Regions from separate parts of the Homo sapiens genome. Here region 1 is linked to region 2. A link is an interaction called in ENCODE POLR2A ChIA-PET data of the cell type or tissue named here. Cell type or tissue: PC-9. All regions are shown on one strand. Each heading gives the region's core, and the rest is flanking DNA. Links, peaks and the distances in the headings are about the cores only.

Evidence for each region. ChIA-PET counts read pairs that join two places held together with the same protein. Peaks named below come from ENCODE experiments on the same cell type or tissue, not always from the same donor. Only the 100,000 strongest peaks of a DNase experiment are listed, where the experiment ranks them.
Region 1: POLR2A ChIA-PET joins it to region 2 with 10 read pairs; 5 of 35 experiments call an interaction of 5 or more read pairs at or near these places.

Annotation. Positions count from the first base shown.
Region 1 is chr12:6,102,766-6,110,765 of GRCh38, forward strand. It overlaps VWF (von Willebrand factor), which reads right to left. Exons shown (of 52, transcript NM_000552.5): 5 at 7,609-7,817. Among named protein-coding and RNA genes, the nearest start is that of VWF, 18 kb to the right of the region's middle. In PC-9, for the core only: no CTCF peak of the experiment used is centred there; a DNase peak (open chromatin) is centred at 7,476.
Region 2 is chr12:6,264,722-6,276,886 of GRCh38, forward strand. The region is part of intron 2 of LOC105369625 (a long non-coding RNA gene); the gene reads right to left. It also overlaps the pseudogene ATP5MFP5. Among named protein-coding and RNA genes, the nearest start is that of PLEKHG6, 40 kb to the right of the region's middle. RefSeq lists an enhancer at 4,114-4,859. In PC-9, for the core only: a CTCF peak has its summit at 9,084 (motif pointing left); DNase peaks (open chromatin) are centred at 8,260, 8,850 and 9,750; H3K4me3 peaks cover 1,742 bases; H3K27ac peaks cover 4,587 bases.

The sequences.
Region 1 (8,000 bases), core at 1-8,000, 170 kb before region 2:
ATGCTAATGGATCAGAATTCATATTGTTAAAATGACCATACTGCCCAAAGCAATCTACAGATTCAATGTAATCCTTATCAAAGTACCAATGTCATTTTTCACAGAATTAGAAAATGCAATCTTAAAATTCATATGGAACTGAAAAACAGACCGAATAGCCAAAGCAATCCTGAACAAAAAGAACAAAGCTGGAGGCATCACAATATGTGACTTCAAAATATATTACAAGAATATAGTAATCAAACAGTATGGTACTGGTATAAAAATATACACATAGATCGGCCAGGCGTGGTGGCTCATGCCTGTAATCCCAGCACTTTGGGAGGCCAAGGTGGGTGGATCACAAGGTCAGGAGATTGAGACCATCCCTGGCTAACACGGTGAAACCCCATCTCTACTAAAAATACAAAAAATTAGCCGGGTGTGGTGGTGGGCACCTGTAGTCCCAGCTACTAGGGAGGCTGAGGCAGGAGAATGGCATGAACCCAGGAGGCGGAGCTTGCAGTGAGCCAATCCACGCCACTGCACTCCAGCCTGGGCAACAGAGCGAGACTCCGTCTCAAAAAATATATATATATATGTGTGTATATATACATATATATGTGTGTGTGTGTATACACGTGTGTGTATACACGTGTGTGTATACACACGTGTGTGTATACACACGTGTGTATATACATACACATATATGTGTATATACACATATGTGTGTATATACATATATGTGTATACACACACGTATATATATACACACATATGTGTATATACACATATATGTATACACACACACACACACACACACACACACACACACACACAGATCAATGGAATAGAATAGACACCCAGAGATAGAGCCAGTTGATATTTGACAAAGCTGACAAGAATATATACTAGGGAAAGGACACCCTCTTCAACAAATGTTGCTGGGAAAACTGGATTGCCATATGCAGAAGAATGAAACTGGACCCCTATCTCTCACCATATACAAAAAAAAATCAACTCAAGATGTATTAAAGACTTGAATGTAAGGTCTGAAACTATAAAAATCCTAGAAAAAAACCTTGGGAAAACTGTACTGGACATTGGCCTAGGCAAGGAATTTCTGACTAAGACTTCAAAAACACAGGCAACAAAAACAAAAATAGATAAATGAGACTTCATTAAACTAAAAATCTTCTGCACAGCAAAAGAAATCATCAACAGAGTGAAGAGACAGCTTGCAGAATGGAAGAAAATATTTGCAAACTTTTTCATCCAGCAAGAGACTAGTATCCAGAATACACAAGGAACTCAAACAACTCAACAACAATGAAAAATAACAAATAATATCAGCAAGAAGTGGGCAAAGGACATGAGTAGACATTTTTCAAAGGAAGACATACAAATATCTGACAGGAATGTGAAAAAAATGGTCAACATAACTTGTCATGAGAGAAATGCAAATTAAAACCACAATGAGATATCATCTTACCCTAGTCACAACGGTTATTATTAAAAAGACAGAAAATAACAGATGTTGGCAAGGATGAGGAAAAAGGGGAACTCTTACACACTGTTGGTGGGAATGTAAATGAGTACAACCTCTATGGAAAACAGTATGCAGATTTTTCAAAGAACTTTAAAAAAAAAAAAAATAGGACTGCCAGGCGCGGTGGCTCACACCTGTAATCCCAGCACTTTGGGAGGCTGAGGCGGGCGTATCACGAGGTCAGGAGTTTGAGACCAGCCTGGCCAACATGGTGAAACCCCGCCTCTACTAAAAAAATACAAAAGAAAAAAAAATGAGCCGGACGTGGTGACATGCGCCTGTAGTCCCAGCTACTCAGGAGTCTGAGGCAGGAGAATTGCTTGAACCCGGGAACTGGAGGTTGCAGTGAGCTGAGATCAGGCCACTGCACTCCAGCCTGGGCAACAGAGTGAGACTCTGTCTCGGAAAAAAAAAAAATATATAGGACTACCATTCAATCCAGCAATCCCACTACTGGATATCTACCCAAAGGAAAAGAAATCAATATATCAAAAATATACCTGCACTAGTATATTTATTGTGCATTATTCACAATAGCAAAGACATGGTATGAACCTAAATGCCCATCAACAGATGATTAGATGAAGAAAATGTGGTACATATACACAATGGAAGACTATTTGGCCATAAGAATGAAATCGCATCTTTTGCAGCAACATGGGTGGGATTGGAGGTCATTATGTTAAGTGAAACAAACCACATAAAGTCAAATATGACATGTTCTCACCAAAAAGTGGTTACTAAAAGATGTGTACACACAGACAGAAAGAGTAGAATGATAGATATTGGAGACTCAGAAAGGTGAGAGAGAGTGGGAGTGGGGCAGATGATGAGAAATTACTTAATGGGTACAAAGTATATTGTACCCTAAAAGTCCTGACTTGACCACTACACAATCTGTGCATGTAACAAAATTGCGCTTGTACCCCATAAATTTATACAATTTTTTTTTTGAGACAGAGTCTCGCTTTGTCACCCAGGCTAGAGTGCAGTGGGGCGATCTCGGCTCATTGCAACCTCCGTCCCCTGGGTTCAAGCAACTCTCCTGCCTCAGCCTCCCTAGTAGCTAGGATTACAGGCATGTGCTACCACCCCCAGCTAATTTTTATATTTTTAGTAGAGATGGGGTTTCACATGTTGGCCAGGCTGGTCTTGAACTTCTGACCTCAAATGATCCATCCACCTCGGCCTCCTGAAGTGCTGGGATTACAGGATTACAGGCGTGGGCCACCACGCCCGGCCTTATACAAATTTTTAAAAAGAAAAAATTTAAAAAATGTTTAAGAAGAAATTGCATATCAAATTTTTCTCCTTTTAAGTAAAGAGAAATAGATATTGTAAAAGGAATATTTTAAAATTTCACATACCTGAAAAATAAATCATGAAATATATGAAGAAAATAGAATTGCCATTAGAAATCATCCAGGAATTCTGCCTCTGGGAATATACTCAAAAGAATTGAGCCGGACGCGGTGGTTCATGCCTGTAATCCCAGCACTCTGGGAGGCCAAGGTGGGCAGATCAAGAGGTCAAGAGATGGAGACCCTCCTGGCCAACATGGTGAAACCCCATCTCTACTAAAAATACAAAAAAAAAAAAATTAGCTGTGCGTGGTGGCATGCGCCTGTAGTCCCAGCTACTCAGGAGGCTGAGGCAGGAGAATCACTTGAACCCGGGAGGTGGAGGTTGCAGTAAGCCGAGATCAGGCCACTGCACTTCAGCCTGGCGACAGAGGGAAACTCCATCTCAAAAAAAATAAAGAAGAATTGAAAGCAGGGTTTTAAAGAGTTATTTGTACACCTATACTCATAGCAGCTTTATTCACTATAGGCAAAACGTGGAAGCAATCTAAGTGTCTACTGATGGATAAATGGATAAGCAAAGTACGTACGGTCTGTATGCACAATGAAATTTTTTTTCTTTTCCTCAAATTCCTCTGATACAATGGAATATTATTCATCCTTAAAAAGGAAGAAAATTCTGACATACACCACAACATGAATGAACCTTGAGGACATTATGCAAAGTGAAATAAGCCAGCCACAAAAAGACAAATGCTGTATGATTCCACTTATATGAGATACTTAGAGTAGTCAAAATCATAGACAGAAAGTAAAATGATGGTTTCCAGGAGCCCAGAGGGAAGAATGGGAAGTTATTGTGTAATGAATATAAAGTTTCAGTTCTGCAAGATGAAAAGAGTTCTGGAGATGGATGGTGGTGATGGTTGTACAACTACATGAATGTACCTGATACCACTGAACTATATACATAAAAATGGTTAAGATAATAAATTTTGGCCAGGCGCGGTGGCTCACGCCTGTAATCCCAGCACTTTGGGAGGCTAAGCGGAGGCGGATCACCTGAGGTCAGGAGTTCAAGAGCAGCCTGGCCAACATGGTGAAACCCCGTCTCTACTAAAAATACAAAAATTAGCTGGACATAGTAGCGGACACCTGTAATCCCAGCTACTAGGGAAGCTGAGACTGGAGAATTGCTTCAGCCCGGGAGGCGGAGGTTGGAGTGAGCTGAGATCACACCATTGCACTGCAGCCTGGGCAACAAGAGTGAAACTCCGACTCAAAAAAAAAAAAAAAAAAAAAAAAGATAGTAAATTTTATGTTACATGTATCATAGCACAATAAAAAATGCGGCGGGGTGTAGAAATCTATACACAAATGTTTACACTGGCTTTGTTCATAATTTTCCATAATTGGAAACAACAAAGCATCCTTCAACTGGTGAATGGGTAAACAAATTGTGGTAACTACTCCTTAGCAATAAATAGGAACAAACTACTGATACATGCACCAATATGGATTAACCTCTCACGGACCATGTTAAATGAAAGAAGCCAGACTTACAAGACTAAATACTGCAAATAGGGTATGATTACAGTCATATGAATTTTGGAAATATCAAGACTACAGAAACAGATAAAAGATCAGTGGCCACCAGGAGCTAGGAGTTGGGGGAAGATTTGACTACAAAGGAGCATGGTGATTTTGAGGGTGACAAAACTGTTCTATAGTTTGATTGTGGTGGTTACATGACTCTACGCTTTTGCGAAAACTCAGAGAACTGTATGTGAAAGGGTGAATTTTACTGTCTGTAAATTAACCTCAATAAATCTGACTTTTGAAAGAACAATAATAAAATAGAGCCATGTGGTGCTTCCATGACACACATCTGAAACAAAATCACATAGAAAGGTTGAAAGAATGGAAAAAGATACATCAAACAAACACTAACCAAAAGAAAGGTGGAATAGCTATACTAATATCAGACAGATTGAAGGCAAAAAGCACTGGTAAAAATGAGAGTCATTACATTAAAGGAACAATTCCCTAGAAAGATTCAATATATATATATATATATTTTTTGAGACGGAGTCTCACTCTGTCGCCCAGGCTGGAGTGCAGTGGTGCGATTTCAGCTCACTGCAAGCTCCGCCTCCAAGGTTCATGCCATTCTCCTGCCTCAGCTTCCCGAGTAGCTGGGACTACAGGCACCTGCCACCACACCTGGCTCATTTTTTGTATTTTTAGTAGAGACGGGGTTTCACCGTGGTAGCCAGGATAGTCTCCATCTCCTGACCTCATGATCCGCCCACTTCGGCCTCCCAAAGTGCTGGGATGACAGGCTTGAGCCACCGCACCCAGCCGAAAGATTCAGTATTTCTAAACACTAATAACAAAGGCTCAAGATATACAAAGCAGGCCAGGCACGGTGACTCACGCCTGTAATCCCAGCACTTTGGGAGGCAGAGGCGGAGAGATCACTTGAGGTCAGGAGTTCAAGACTAGCCTGGCCAACATGCTGAAACCTCATCTCTACTAAAAATACAAAAATTAGCCAGGCGTGGTGACACCTGGATGTAGTCCCAGCTACTCAGGAGGCTGAGGTAGAAGAATCGCTTGAATCTGGGAGGTGGAGGCTGTAGTGAGCTGAGATCTCACCACTGCAATCCGGCCTGGGTGACAGAGCAAGACTCTGTCTTTAAAAAAAAAAAAAAAGAAAGAAAGAAAGAAAGAAATATATACACACACACACACACACACACACACACACACAAAGCAAAATTTGACAGAATTACATGAAGAAAGTGACAAATTCACCACCATTATAGAAAAATTTAGCTCTTTTAGTAATGGGTCATTAATAAGCAGACAAGAAGTAGTACACATACAGAAGATCTGGAAAACACAATTAAAAAGCTTAATTCAAGAAGTATAGGTAGAGTCCTGCACCAATCAGAGAATACATTATTTTTGGGCATACATAGAACACTTGTAAAAAAAAAAAAAAAGGCTGCAAACAAGTCTACAATTTTTTAACTAGGCCACAATTTTTTAACCAAATTTAGAAATCAATTTAGTTACAAATAGGTAACTTTAAAAACTTCAGGCCAGGTACAGTGGCTCACACCTGTAAGCCCAGCACTTTGGGAGGCCGAGGGGGGCAGATCACGAGGTCAGGAGTTGGAGACCACCCTGGCTAACACAGTGAAACCCTGTCTCTACTAAAAATACAAAAAATTAGCCAGGCATGGTGGCGGGTGCCTGTAGTCCCAGCTACTCGGAAGGCTGAGGCAGGAGAATGGCGTGAACCCAGGAGGCAGAGCTTGCAGTGAGCCGAGATCGCGCCACTGCACTCCAGCCTGGGTGACAGAGCGAGACTCCGTCTCAAAAAAAAAAAAAAAAAAATTCAAACTTTTGAATTTGTAAATGTATATAGGTTCAGAAAGAGCTCAAAATGGAAGTTAGAAAATTTAAAACATGAAATATGTTACATATCAAAATTGGTACAGCTGGGCACAGTAACACACACCTATAATTCCACTAGGAAGGCTGAGGCAAGAGGATTCCTTGAGCCCAAGAGTTCAAGATCAGTTTGGGCAACTTAGCAAGACCTTATCTCTAAATACACACACACAGAGACACACAGACACACACACACACGTGTATATATATACATATATATACACACACATATATAATTACATATATACACACATATACAGTATATATACATATTTACACAAACACACACACATATATAGAGTGCAACTAAAGTGATATTTAGAGGGAAATTTATAGCCCTAAATGTACATATCAGACAATAAAATCAGTGCTGGAGAAAACCAAAAAATAAACTATCATGCTATTTTCCAATATGGTACATTCCAATGAAAGGAAGAGTCAATTGTTTCTCTGCATGTTTACTCTCTAATCAGAAAGTGGTTGGGTCATAAGGAAGAAAGATAACATATGTAAGTGTTTAGCTTTGGCAAGGGAACATCACTAATTGAATGTTTATGTAATTGAAATTAAAGAAGATTGAAATATTCATCTTTAGTGTTTTCTTTTTTTTTTGAGACGGAGTCTCGCTCTGTCGCCCAGGCTGGAGTGAAGCGGCACGATCACTGCTCACTGCAAGTTCTCCCTCCCGGGTTCACGCCATTCTCCTGTCTCAGCCTCCCAAGTAGCTGGAACTACAGGCACCCGCCACCACGCCTGGCTAATTTTCTGTATTTTTAGTAGAGACATGGTTTCACCATGTTAGCCAGGATGGTCTCAATCTCCTGACCTCATGATCCGCCTGCCTCGGCCTCCCAAAATGCTGGGATTACAGGGGTAAGCCACTGCGCCCAGCCTAGTGTTTTCACATTATCCATATTACTTTCTATTGCTCGTGAACACACACATGCACACACACATAAACTGGCCTTTTTGGATGGTGTGGAGGACCGACCACTCCATAGATTTTATCCACTCCACTGTAGTGGGCTGAGGAGGATCGACTCAAACTACCCAGCATTGACCAACCATCTGCCACGTGCAAGTTGCTACAGAGAATTCAAAGTTGAACGAAGTCAGCTTTGAGGAGCTCTAAGACCTGGTTTCACTAGAGGTCTAGGCATTGGAATGGAATGCAAAGAGATAAGGTTGGCAACATAAATTGAGGTGAGGTCACAGTGAGGCTTGAATGCCAGGGAAGGCATGTTAGTGAAGGTTTATGAGCAAGGAAATAAAAAGCATGGCCACACTTTAGGGAAATGGTATCCCAGAACATCTTACCTTCTTGGGTCATAAAGTCATCTTCAGCAAAGATGTTAAAGTTGCCACACAGCCCGCAGGTCTTGTTGAAGTATCTGTCTGACAGCAGGACTTGAAAGTTGCCGCTGCCATCGATCCTGGCCACAAAGCCATAGGCCTCACCGGACAGCTTGTAGTACCCAGCCTCAGTTTCTAGATACAGCCCTTTGGAGGCATAGGGCATGGAGACTCTGGAGGGCAAAGGCTAAGTTCAGAAGTGGGCTTCTTGTGCATTTTCTGGATGTCTCTCCCACCTTCTAACCCCAACCCCATGTTGTAGGGTTCAGAACATGGTGCAAAGTGGCTGAGGACCTAGATCAGCAATCGGGAGAGCTGGCTCTCACCCAGCCCTGCTACTCACTTCCTTGGAACAT
Region 2 (12,165 bases), core at 3,968-11,967:
CCCATGCTCTCTTTACCACCGCTTGAGACACCCAAACACACACATGTATCGGCACGGCTACGTCTCCCGGTCTGTTTCCAGTTTCACGTTCCTCCCTCCTGGGCCAAACCACCACTGGGGACTCTTTTCTTCCTACAGCTCCAGGCAGCGCTGCATCATGGAAAGGTCACTCAGCTCACATTCATGACATGCTTTCTGTATGCAAGGCAGATCAGATCTAAGGGCAAACAAACATACCCAAACCCAGGGGACTACTGAGCACAGACAAATAAATAAGCAATTACAGTACAAAACAAGAAGTGATCAAGAGATACATAAGAGGACCCAAGAGCCCTCAGAAGGCCACTTACACTGCAGGAGGGGCCTTAGGAAATACTTCCCTGAGAAAGTGACATTTAAGCTGAGACCAAGGTATTAATACTACAAAGGAGTTACCTAAGGAAGGAAGACAGGGGGTGAGGGAGGGCCATCCACACAGGCTCTAGAGCAGGCGGCCTGGTTTTGAAACCAGCACCAGCACTGCCTGCCTGTGCCTGATGCACTCAGTGCAGCTGCACTTAACTTCTCCAGCCTCAGTTTCCTCATCGTAAAATGGCTAGTAAGCCTGCTCATTCCTGTAATCCCAGCACTTTGGGAGACTGAGGCAGGAGGATGACTTGAGTCCAGGAGTTCAAGACCAGCCTGGACAACATAGGGAGACCCCATCTCCAAAAAAGAAATAGACAAAACAAAACACAACAAAATGGATAGTAATAGTACCTGCCTCTTTGGGTTGTAGTTGGGAAAATTGAGTTAACACATCCAAGTGCTTAGAACAACAACTGACACAAAAGGTTCCTTAAATGTTCAATTAAAATATATGAAGAAGCGGCCGGGCGTGGTGGCTCACGCCTGTAATCCCAGCACTTTGGGAGGCTGAGGCGGGTGGATCATGAGGTCAGGAGTTCAAGACCAGCCTGGCCAAGATGGTGAAACTTCATCTCTACTAAAAATACAAAAAAATTAGCTGGGCGTGGTGGCATGCGCCTGTAATCCCAGCTATTCGGAAGGCTGAAGCACAGAATTCCTTAAACCTGGGAGGCGGAGGTTGCAGTGAGCCAAGATTGCACCACTGCCCTCCGGCCTGGGCAACAGAGCAAGACTCCGTCTCAAAAAAAAAAAAAAAAAAAAATATATATATATATATATATATACATATATATACGAAGAGGCTAGGTGCGGTGGCTCACGCCTCTAATCTCAGCACTTTGGGAGGCCAAGGTGGGCGGATTACCTAAGGTTAGGAGTTTGAAACCAGCCTGGCCAACATGGTGAAACCCCATCTCTACTAAAAACATAAAATTAGCCAGGCGTGGTGGTGCATGCCTATAATCCCAGCTACTCAGCAGACTGAGGCAGGAGAATTGCTTAAACCTGGGAGGCAGAGGTTCCAGTAAGACAAGACTGTGCCATTGCACTCCAGCCTGGGCAACAAGAGTGAAATACTGTCTTGAAAAAAAAAAAAAAAGCAAGCACATATGAAGGGGCCAGGCATAGTGGCTCACACCTATAATCCCAACACTTTTAGGAGGCTGAGGTGGGTGGATCGTTTGAGCCCAGGAGTTCAAGACCAGCCTGGGCAACATAGGGAAACCTTGTCTCTACAAAAGAATACCAAAAAAAGCTGGGCTTGGTGGCTCATGCCTGCAATCCCAGCTACTGGGGAGGCTGAAGCACAAGAATCACTTGAACCCGGGAGGCAGAGGTTGCAGTGAGCGGAGATCACGCCACTGCACTCCAGCCTGGGTGACACAGCGTAACTCCATCTCAAAAAAAAAAAAAAAAAAGGCCAGTAGTGACCTGTATTTGCACCGCTGCACTCCAGCAGAAGTGGTTTCAGGTGCCCAAGAGCAGGTGGCGGAAGGCAGGTGAGGTGGAGAGCAGATGCCCATAAACAGGCAGGTCCATGTGGGAGGGAAGCTCCAAGAGGAGATGATGCCTTCAGCTGGGAATAGGGAGGTGGCTGGGAGTAAGCAGAGAAGGCCAGACACATCCTTAAGGGAAAATGGATGAGAAGCTTTTGAATCTGTCTGGCTGACAATAACCGCTCACCGCCTAGGACTAGACAATTCACAAGACAGTTTCTTAACACGTCCTTATTCCAACCTCAACAGCCCCAGGGAACAGGCTTGTCATTCCTCTTTGTGGGAGGGAAACTGAACCGGAGGGGGATTAAGGCCCTGGGCTTGTTCGTGGGGTCTTAGACCTAAAACCAGGTCTTCCAAGTGAGGCTGTCCTGCAGGTCTCACATGCACACGCACACACACGCACACACATACACACATGAATACACACACACCCTCCCAAAGGGTCCCGGGCCCTGCTCACTAACCCCCTCTCCCGCTCGGAAAGGTGCCCTGGAAGGCAAGTGGCAGAAGTGACTTTGTTGTGGGGATGATCTCAAACCTGCTCTCACTGGGGGGAAAGTTAGTTAATTATTCACAAATGAAAAAAACAAGGTACAGGGTAATGGGAATAATATGCTAACATTTGGGTACTAAATAAGGGAAAGGAGGAATGTGTACAAGAGTGTTTGCTGATAGGTGCACAAAATGTTTCTGGAAGGATGCCCAAATTCTGGTAAGGATGGCTGCCTCAAGGGAGGGAGCTGCCCAGAGGGAAGGAAGGGGACTTTTCAGCGTGTACCCTTCTGGGCCTTTGGAAATTTGATGTGGTTACAGAAGCAAATATGTGCTTTAAAATACACGCAAGTGCTTTGGTTATGATGAATAACAGATTACTTAAAACACACCCACGACTGAGGTATGTTGTCATGTCATGACTGAAAACCATGTTCCCCCCTGGCCCCTCCTTTCCCTCCCCACGGTTCCAGTTGTGGGAGGCCACAGGCCCGAGCGTCATGATCCTTGTGAATGAGGGGGGGCAGACCACATCAGGCTCTGCAGCCTAGACTGTCCTGTCTGCCTCTTTGGGTGACCACAATCGCACCCACTCAAGCTAGACTGGAAAAGAGGGGAGACCAGGAGCCGTGGCTCATGCCTATAATCCCAGCACTTTGGGAGGCCGAGGTGGGTGGATCACCTGAGGTCAGGAGTTCAAGACCAGCCTGGCCAACATGGTGAAACCTCATCTCTACTAAAAAATACAAAAATTAGCCAGGCGTGGTGGTGGATGCCTGTAATCCCAGCTACTCGGGAGGCTGAGACAGGGAGAACTGCTTGAACCCGGGAGGCAGAGGTTACAGTGAGCCGAGATTGTGCCATTGTACTCCAGCTTGGGTGACAGGAGCGAAACTTCATCTCAAATAAATAAATAAATAAAAATAGGGCAGTGGAGCACAGGTGTGGTCCCAGCTACCGGGGAGGCCAAGGCAGGAGGACTGCTTGAGCCCAGGAGTTCAGTGAGCTGAGATGGCACCACTGCACTTCAGCCTGAGTAACAGAGCAAGATCCTGTCTCAAAAAAACAAAAGAGTATAAACTCAAAAATACACATCAGTGTAGTATGGGAAGTTAATATTTTTAAAAATAAGATAAAATAATAATAAATTAATTTAAAAGTAATAAAAAAATTTTTAAAACAGCACGGGATTCTTGTCCAGAATTGACAACACAAAGGGACTGAAGCGTTCCAGGCCCCAGGAGCAGCCATGCAGCAGGCCTCTTAATTCAGAGAGCAGACAGCGCTCAGGCACCCATGCCAGGCCCGAAATGGTCATCCCTCTGGTGGGCTACCTCTTTTTCTGCTTTTTCAATGTGTCTTCCTGCTTCTGCCCCCTCTACCAGGAGGCCCAGCTCATCACATCGCTCAGACACCAAAGCCCCCCAGTGACCCCTGGTCAGCTGTGGTGGGGCTGCCCTTGGGCAGGGTGCCCAATGCTGGGCCAGTCAGCTGAGGTCAGAGGGGACAGGGCCATGTGGGTCAGGACAGGAAATGCCCACCCTAGGAACGCGCAGCAGGGAGCCGGGAGAAGCTCAGTTTCTCTCAGAGGGGGCTGTAGGCGGGGCATTCATGTGGTGGACAAAAAACCTCCAGGACGCCTTCAGTCCAGCAGCCTTAGTTCACCTCTCCAGGCCAGCCTGGCCTCACCTGACCTCCAGGCACTGCCTTCCCTGGATGTGTACTTGCGAACAGAGGCGAAGATACCTTCCCCCATCTAAGAGCCAGGAGAAATATCACTGATATTTGTTACAAGGGAGAAGCCCCAGCTTTATAAATACCTGCCTACAAAGGGCCCTCACATGTACCCCTCCTCCCTTCCCTCCTCGGCCCCAGCCTCTGGCAGCCACCCCACTTGCTGCCTTTGCCAGGGCTCCAGCAGTAGTGAAAATATTTGGAGATTTTGGCCAACCCACGAAGCAAAAAAAAAAAAAAAAAAAAAAAAGAGCAAAATAAACCACCAAGAAAGCATGGGATTTTAAAATCAGAAAGACCTGGATTTCCTTCTACCTCTGCCACTCGCTAGCTTTATGATCTTAGATCAGGCACTTAACCTCACTCAGTTTCTTCACCTGTGAAGTGGGAGGGACAACACCTAATTCACAAGGTTGTCAGGAGAATGAAAAGCGAAGATATACATGACAAAGCCAGCCCACTACGGGGCACACAGTACAGGCTCACAAATGGCTGCCCCACCATTCCCTTTCTCCTTACATTTTCTTTCTTTTTTTTTTTTTTTGAGACAGAGTCTCACTCTGTCGCCCAGGCTGGAGTGAAGTGGCATCATCTCTGCTCACTGCAAGCTCTGCCTCCCGGGTTCACGCCATTCTCCTGCCTCAGCCTCCCGAGTAGCTGGGGCTACAGGCACCCACCACCACACCTGGCTAATTTTTTTTGTATTTTTTAGTAGAGACGGGGTTTCACCATGTTAGCCAGGATGGTCTTGATCTCCTGACCTTGTGATCTGCCTGCCTTGGCCTCCCAAAGTGCTGGGATTACAGGCGTGAGCCACCACGCCCGGCCCCCTACATTTTCCTTTCCTGTCCTCCTTCAGCATCGCAGCCACACTATATTCCTCATTAATCCCATATATTACTCAGGACTCTTGCTTGCAAGTGACGGTAAACCTTATTCAGACTGGCCAATGAGTGAAAGGAAAGTCTTTGGCTTTGTGGACCTGAACCATCCAGGCACACTGGGCTCCAGGGTACACACGGTACCACCAGGGGTTGGTCTGGCTTTGGACATTTACCAGCTCTGCTTCCCTCATTTTCAGGTGTATTCTTCCTTCATTCATTTATCAAATATTTCTTTTCTTTTCTTTTTTATTTATTTTATTTTTATTTTATGTTTTTTAATTTTTTTTACCAGTCATCTTTTATTTGGGGGTTAATTCCCATTAGGATATGAAAGGATTCAGCAGCGATCGAGATTGTGTTCCTCACGGAGGGGCTCAGGCCTAGAAGGTCGTGGGGTACGGGGTGCAGAGCGTGTCCTCTTCAGTAGCATTTGCGGAGCCGCTCGTGCTTGAGATGCTTGTAGGAGAGGCAGTAGCTGAAGATCACGTAGCATGCCAGCACCATGGTAACCCCCGAGATGCTCCCCTTCTTCACATTGATGTACTTGTTGTAGTACCGGTAGTAACTTCTTCGAAATGCTCCGAAAATGCCACTAGGGCTGAAGTCCCGCGTCAAGATCCAGCTTGGCAACTCCCCCAGTTTGACCTCCAGAAGTTTCTTGTCCTTCACTGGTATGACTGACGCCATCTTGGAGTCGTGGTGTCTTTTTCTTTCTTTTCTTTTCTTTTTTTTTTTTTTGAGACTGGGCAACAAGAGCAAAACTCCGTCTCAAAAAAAAAAAAAAAAAAAAGATTCCTCATGGGCTGCAAGGTGCTGGCCAGGGCTGCTGTCATCTCAAGGCTCAACTGGAGAAGGAACGAGCCACTTACTTCCACGCTTATTCACGGGGCTTTGATAGGTTCAGTTCTTCACCAGGTGCTAGACGGAGGGTCTCAGTTCCTTGTTGGCTATTGCCCAGAGGCCTCGCACAGTTTCTCCAACATGACAGTTTGATGAATCAAAGTAAGCAAGCCAAGAAGGAGAGAGACAGAGAGGCTGCAAGACAGCAGTCACAGGTTTTCATAACCCAATCTCAGGAGCAATATCCACTGCTTTTACCACATAGTCTTTTTTATTTATTTTTTATTTATTTATTTTTTTGAGACAGAGTCTTCCTTATCGCCCAGGCTGGAGTGCAGTGGCATGATCTCGGCTCACTGTGAACTCCGCCTCCCAGGTTCACGCCATTCTCCTGCCTCAGCCTCCCGAGTAGCTGGGACTACAGGCGCCCGCCACCGCGCCAGGCTAATTTTTTGTATTTTTAGGAGAGACAGGGTTTCACCGTGTTAGCCAGGATGGTCTCGATCTCCTGACCTCGTGATCCACCCGCCTCGGCCTCCCAAAGTGCTGGGATTACAGGAGTGAGCCACCGCGCCCAGCCTATTTTTATTTTTTTAAGAGAGGGTCTCATTCCGTTGCCCAGGCTAGAGTCCAGTGGTGCAGTCACGGCTCACTACAGCTTTAACCTCCCAGGCTCAAACGATCCTCCCACCTCAGCCTCCCGAGTAGCTGGGACTACAGACGTGCACCACCACATCTGGCTAATTTTTGTATGTTTTGTAGAGACTAGGTCTCACTATGTTGCCCAGCGTGATCGCAAGCTCCTGGGCTCAAGCAATCCCCCATCTCAGCCTCCCAAAATATCGAGATTTACAAGCGCAAGCCACCTGCCCCCCAGTTTTGCAGTATCCTGTAGGTTAGAAGTAAGTCACCAGATTTAGCCCACGCTCAGGGGAGGGGATTACACAAGGGCGTGACCACCACGAGGCAGGGATCACCTGAGGCTGCCTACCTCAGGGGCCAGTGCAAGAACTTTAGTTTCACTCTAAGTGTCCTGGGAAGCTATTATGGGGTTTTGAGTAAAAATATAGCATAATCCAACTTATGTCTTTACTTTTTTTTTTTGAGATGGAGTCTCGCTCTGTTGCCAGGCTGGAGTGCCGTGGCACGATCTCGGCTCACTGCAACTTCCACCTCCCGGGCTCAAGTGATTCTCCTGCCTCAGCCTCCTGAGTAGCTGGGATTACAGGCACGCGCCACCACGCCCAGCTAATTTTTGTATTTTTAGTAGAGATGGAGTTTCACCATGTTGGCCAGAATGGTCTCGATCTCCTGACTCCGTGATCCACCCACCTCGGCCTCCCAAAGCGCTGGGATTACAGGTGTGATCCACAGTACCCAGCCCAACTTATTTTTAAAGGTCATTCTGAGACCGAGGGCAGTGGCTCACGCCTGTAATCCCAACACTTTGGGAGGTGGAGGCGGGCAGAACACGAGGTCAGGAGATCGAGACCATCCTGGCTAACATGGTGAAACCCTGTCTCTACTAAACATACAAAAAAAAAAAAAAAATTAGCCGGGCATGGTGGCAGGTGCCTGTAATCCCACCTACTCTGGAGGCTGAGGCAGGAGAATCACTTGAACCCGGGAGGGGAAGGTTGCAGTGATCCAGGATCACGCCACTGCACTCCAGCCTGGGCGACAGAGTGAGACTCGGTCTTAAATAAATAAATAAATAAATAAATGTCATTCTGACTCGTGTTGAGCATAGACTGTGGGAGGTGGGGAAGGTGGGAGTTAGGAAACTAGTGAGGAGGGAGGAGGTCAAGCAGGATTCCAGGTGGGAGAGCCAGCTGGCAGCCGTGGACGGGGTGAGGAGTGGCTGGGTTCGGATCTGCCTTGCAGGATTTCCTAATGGATTGAGTGTTGGTGTGAGACAGAGTCAAAGGTAGCTGCAAGGGGTTTGGCTCTGTGCACCTGGAAAGGTGCAGTGTTGAGACATGCAGCAACAGCTCCCCACCCAACTCCATATTCCCCAGCAACCTCAGCAGAGTGAAAAATCCTGCTTCCCAATGACTCCAGCTGGAACATAGGGGAACACAGTAGGCACTCACCACTCATTGTTGAGTGGTAAATAAGTTTATTCAACAGATGTTTATTTCAACCTACTTGGCACCAGGCCCCATGTCTACACAGTGAAGACAGACACAGTCTTTGCATTTCTGAAGTTTGCAGTCAAGCTTCTTATCTGACGAAACTAAGGCAGGTAGAGAAATGAATGATTGGCTATGACGCCCCCCTTCCTGGGGAATGTGGAATCTTTCCCGAAAGTTTTTAGACCACAAGAATGGCCCTCTAAACTTCAGGTTTCAGCCTGGCTATTTCCAGGCAGGGCAGCCTTCTGGGTGCATCTCAGATTACACCTGGGAGGCCACCCCACCCACACATTCAGCCTGCCAGAGCCCTGACCACAAAAAAAGGTGTCCTGAGACAGCCGCCCGCCTTCCTTTTTTTTTTGAGACAAACTCCATCGCCCAAGCTGGAGTGCAGTGACGTGACCTCAGCTCACTGCTCAGCTCAGCACTGCTCAGCTCGGCTTGGCTTCCAGGGCTCAGGTGATTTTCCACCTCAGCCTTCTGAGTAGCTGGGACTACAGGCATGCATCATCACGCCCGGCTAAATTGTGTGTGTGTGTGTGTGTGTGTGTGTGTGTGTGTAGTTTTTGTAGAGACAGGGTCTCGCCATGTGGTCTCAAACTCCTGGGCTCAGGCAATCTGCCCACCTTGCCCACCCCAAGTGCTGGAATTACAGGCATAAGCCACCGCATCCAGCCTCCCCCTTCATTGTTGAGACATTCTCAGTAGCAGTCAGGGTCTCAGCAGCAAACAGAATGTATCCAAAAGGGGTGACCAAGGAGAATTCAACAGAAGAGCTTATTGTGGAGAGGTGGGCAGGGTTGAGGGAAGTCCACAAGGAACAAGGGACAGTGAGGCCCACTGCAGCCAGCAAGAGCCGAGGCCCCTCCCCTCCAGGGCTGGGGAGCAGGGGAAGGAGCAGGGAACCCGAGCCAGGAGACCTGGAGCTTCAGTGGGAGCTGCTGACAGGAGCTATGGCCTTCAGGAGAGGGAGGTAGCCACTGCCCACCAGCAGCCCAGCAGGGAGTGGGTGTCCCATCTACTCCCCTCTCACCCTCCGATTCCTGCTGGTGCCTCCTGCTGGCTGACTGGAACCCAGAGGGCAAGGGAGCCCGTCAGAAGCAGCGGAGAAGTCAGCCTGGTGGGCCCTGGGGCATGGGGAGTGGGGTGGAGTGTGTGTCTGCGGGGCACACAGGGAAGGGCCAGCACACGCTCTTTATCCCAGAGGCCCCACCTGCTTCCTTTGGTCAGGCTGGGAAACTGAGGCAAGAGCAGCTCAGCCTGAGGAATCTGAACTTCACACCAGGCAGAAGCCTGAGGGGTTCGAGCTGGGAAAAGGCACAACCACCATTATGCAGTTTGGGGCTGGTGGGGAGGGGTGTGGGTGTTTGTCTGGCTATCACCATGGCAACCACGCTAAGCTGCCATCTAGGTCAGGCCAGGGAATGGCTGGAAGTCACTTTTTCCATCACCTACCCATTCAGTCCCATCCCTCTTTCCTTCCTCCTTGGCCCCAAACAGAGTGACTTCCCCTGTTGCTCCATTCCCAAGCATGAGAACAATGGATGCTGCTGGCTCAGGGTAGGGTGATAAGCTCGGGCTGGCATACCATGTTGTGGGGGGAGGAAAATAGAGGGGAAGAAGTTACAGAGGGAGATGGCACAGGGGGTACCAGATAACCCAGAGCGAAGGAGGGAGGATTGCGGCAGATGGCCGCTGTCCAGGAGGGGTGACCTGCCACCTAGAACATTCAGCCTGTGGTCAGCAAGCAGCTTTCATTGGTGTGGTGACACCACAGCATACCAAACTCTGTCCTGCCCCTGCCCCTGCCAGTGGGACAAGGAGCAAGGCCCAGGATGGGAGGGGATTTTAGTATTCCCTCCTTGTAAATGCACCAAAAATGGTTACCAGGGAGCTGCAGATTCTAGACAGACAGGGCACCAGGTCTCCCTCCAGGAGGGACTCCTAGAAGAAGGATGTTCCTTTTTGCTTAGAAAGGCAAAGGTGGGAAGGGAGGGGGCCATAGCCTCACTCAGGGGACTTCATTGTGACACAGGCTTTTGATGCTGGTCAGTCCTGCTGGGCGGGGTTACCCCAGGAAGCAGGGCGAGGGCGGCCTGCCAAGCCACTCTCCTCTCCCACAGGCCTCCCCTCAGCCCTGCTCTGCAGCCCCTCTCAGGGCCACTTTGCTCTAATCCTCCTCTCCGCCCTCCTAATTCCAACCTGCCCCCCTGAGCTCATTTAGTTCAGATTCCTCCTCTGCATAAAGTCTTCGATCGCTGGCTACATAGGCTGCACTACCCCAGTGAAATTCCAACACATTCACTGCTTAGAGCACGCAGTTCTCACCCAGCATGATGCAGTTACCTTCCTATGTGGATTGCCTTACTGCCCTACAAACAGCCCAGAATTGCCTCAAACCCACCTCCATGCTGGGTGCATACAGCAGGCACTCAGTGCATACACTCGGATTCAATGAGGAGCAGAGGCAAGATTCTAGGACCTCCCATTGTCAGAGACTTTAATATCAGCTGCTGACATCTTGGGGGTTCCCTAAAAAGGGCAATTACCCCTCACTCTGCCAACGAGGCAAGAGAAAGCTCCATCAGGATCACATTGGTGTCACTCACAGTCACCAAAGCACGTCTTTGCAGACTATCTTATTTGAACCACATTGCAATCTTGTGAGGTACCCATTTAACAGGTGAGGAAATTGAGGGTCAAAGAGGTTAAACGGTATGTCCCAGGGTACAGAGTGAGTCTAGAACACAGGTCCCTAGACACCTAGCTTAACACTTGGAACCCAGGAAAAATACCTGCTATCCAAAGAAGAACAAAAAAGGCTATCAAGCCAGGCGCGGGGGCTCACGCCTGTACTCCCAGCACTTTGGGAGGCCGAGGCAGGTGGATCACTTGAGGCCAGGAGTTCGAAACCAGCCTGGCTAACTTGGTGAAACCCCATTTCTACCAAAAATGAAAAAAAATTACCCGGACATGGAGACACATGCCTGTAATCCCAGCTACTCAGGAGGCTGAGGCACGAGAATCACTTGAACCTGGGAGGCAGAGGTTGCAGTGAGCCGAGGTCGCAGTGAGCCGAGGTCGCGCCACCACACTCCAGCCCGGCCGACAGGGCAAGACTCCGTCTCAAAAAAAAATAAATGCTATGAAGCTGGCAGATACCAGACCCAACATTACTCCAGGGTGGAAAGCAATACTGAAAGAGAGGGAGAAACAACTTGCCCCAGAAGAGGGGAGATGCAATCCCTCCCTCCAGCTCACACAGGGAAGCAGACACACGCATGGAGAAGCAGACAGATGTGAGAGCTCATGACAGTTCCCGGGCTGCCAGCATGGCCGCTCTAAGCCCTCAGAGTTCAAGGGTCCAACCCCAGGTGAAAAGCTCAGAGGAGGGTCTACTCTGCCCAGAACCTCTGAGGGAATGAACGCCACTGGGAGGGGGAGAATACTGGTGCCTGGTAAGGAGAGAAATCCAGTAAACTGAGGCAGGGGCCAGAAGAGGCTGAGAAGGGACAGGACTCCAAAAGCAGCACTCACCTCTAACCTCTATTCCAAAACCACCCTAGTGGGAAAATCCTGGACACTCTACCAGTGAGAAGAAAGGGAGTCCACCCTGAAGTTTGCAAACATAGCTGCACAGGAAAATCACAGGAATTGTTTCTTCGAAGTATAGATTCCTAGGGCTACCTCAGCCTAGCTTGTGGAAATCCTGATGCCCAGGGAGAAGCACAGATTTACTCAATCGGAATCTCTTGGGAGGGCTCAAGCACGAGCATTCCCTTTAAGTCCACTGTATCATTGTACAATCAAGGTTGAGAACCACTGCTTTCAAAAGGCCGGGGGAATCCGTGTGTTGAACGTGTCTCAAGAGATTCTAATGAACCCCAGGTCAGCCCTGCTCTGCTCACAGGTAAATGGGAAACCTTGCTAAAGATAACTCATCCCAAATCATCAAGTGTCGTCTACAAAACCAGCAAGGGGGCGGGTGCGGTGGCTCAAGCCTGTAATCCCAGCACTTTGAGAGGCCAAGACAGGCAGATCACAAGGTCAGGAGTTCAAGACCAGCCTGGCCAACATGGTGAAACCCCATCTCTACTACAAATACAAAAAATTAGCTGGGCACGGTGGTGCGCGTCTATAATCCCAGCTACTGGAGAGGCTGAGGCAGGAGAA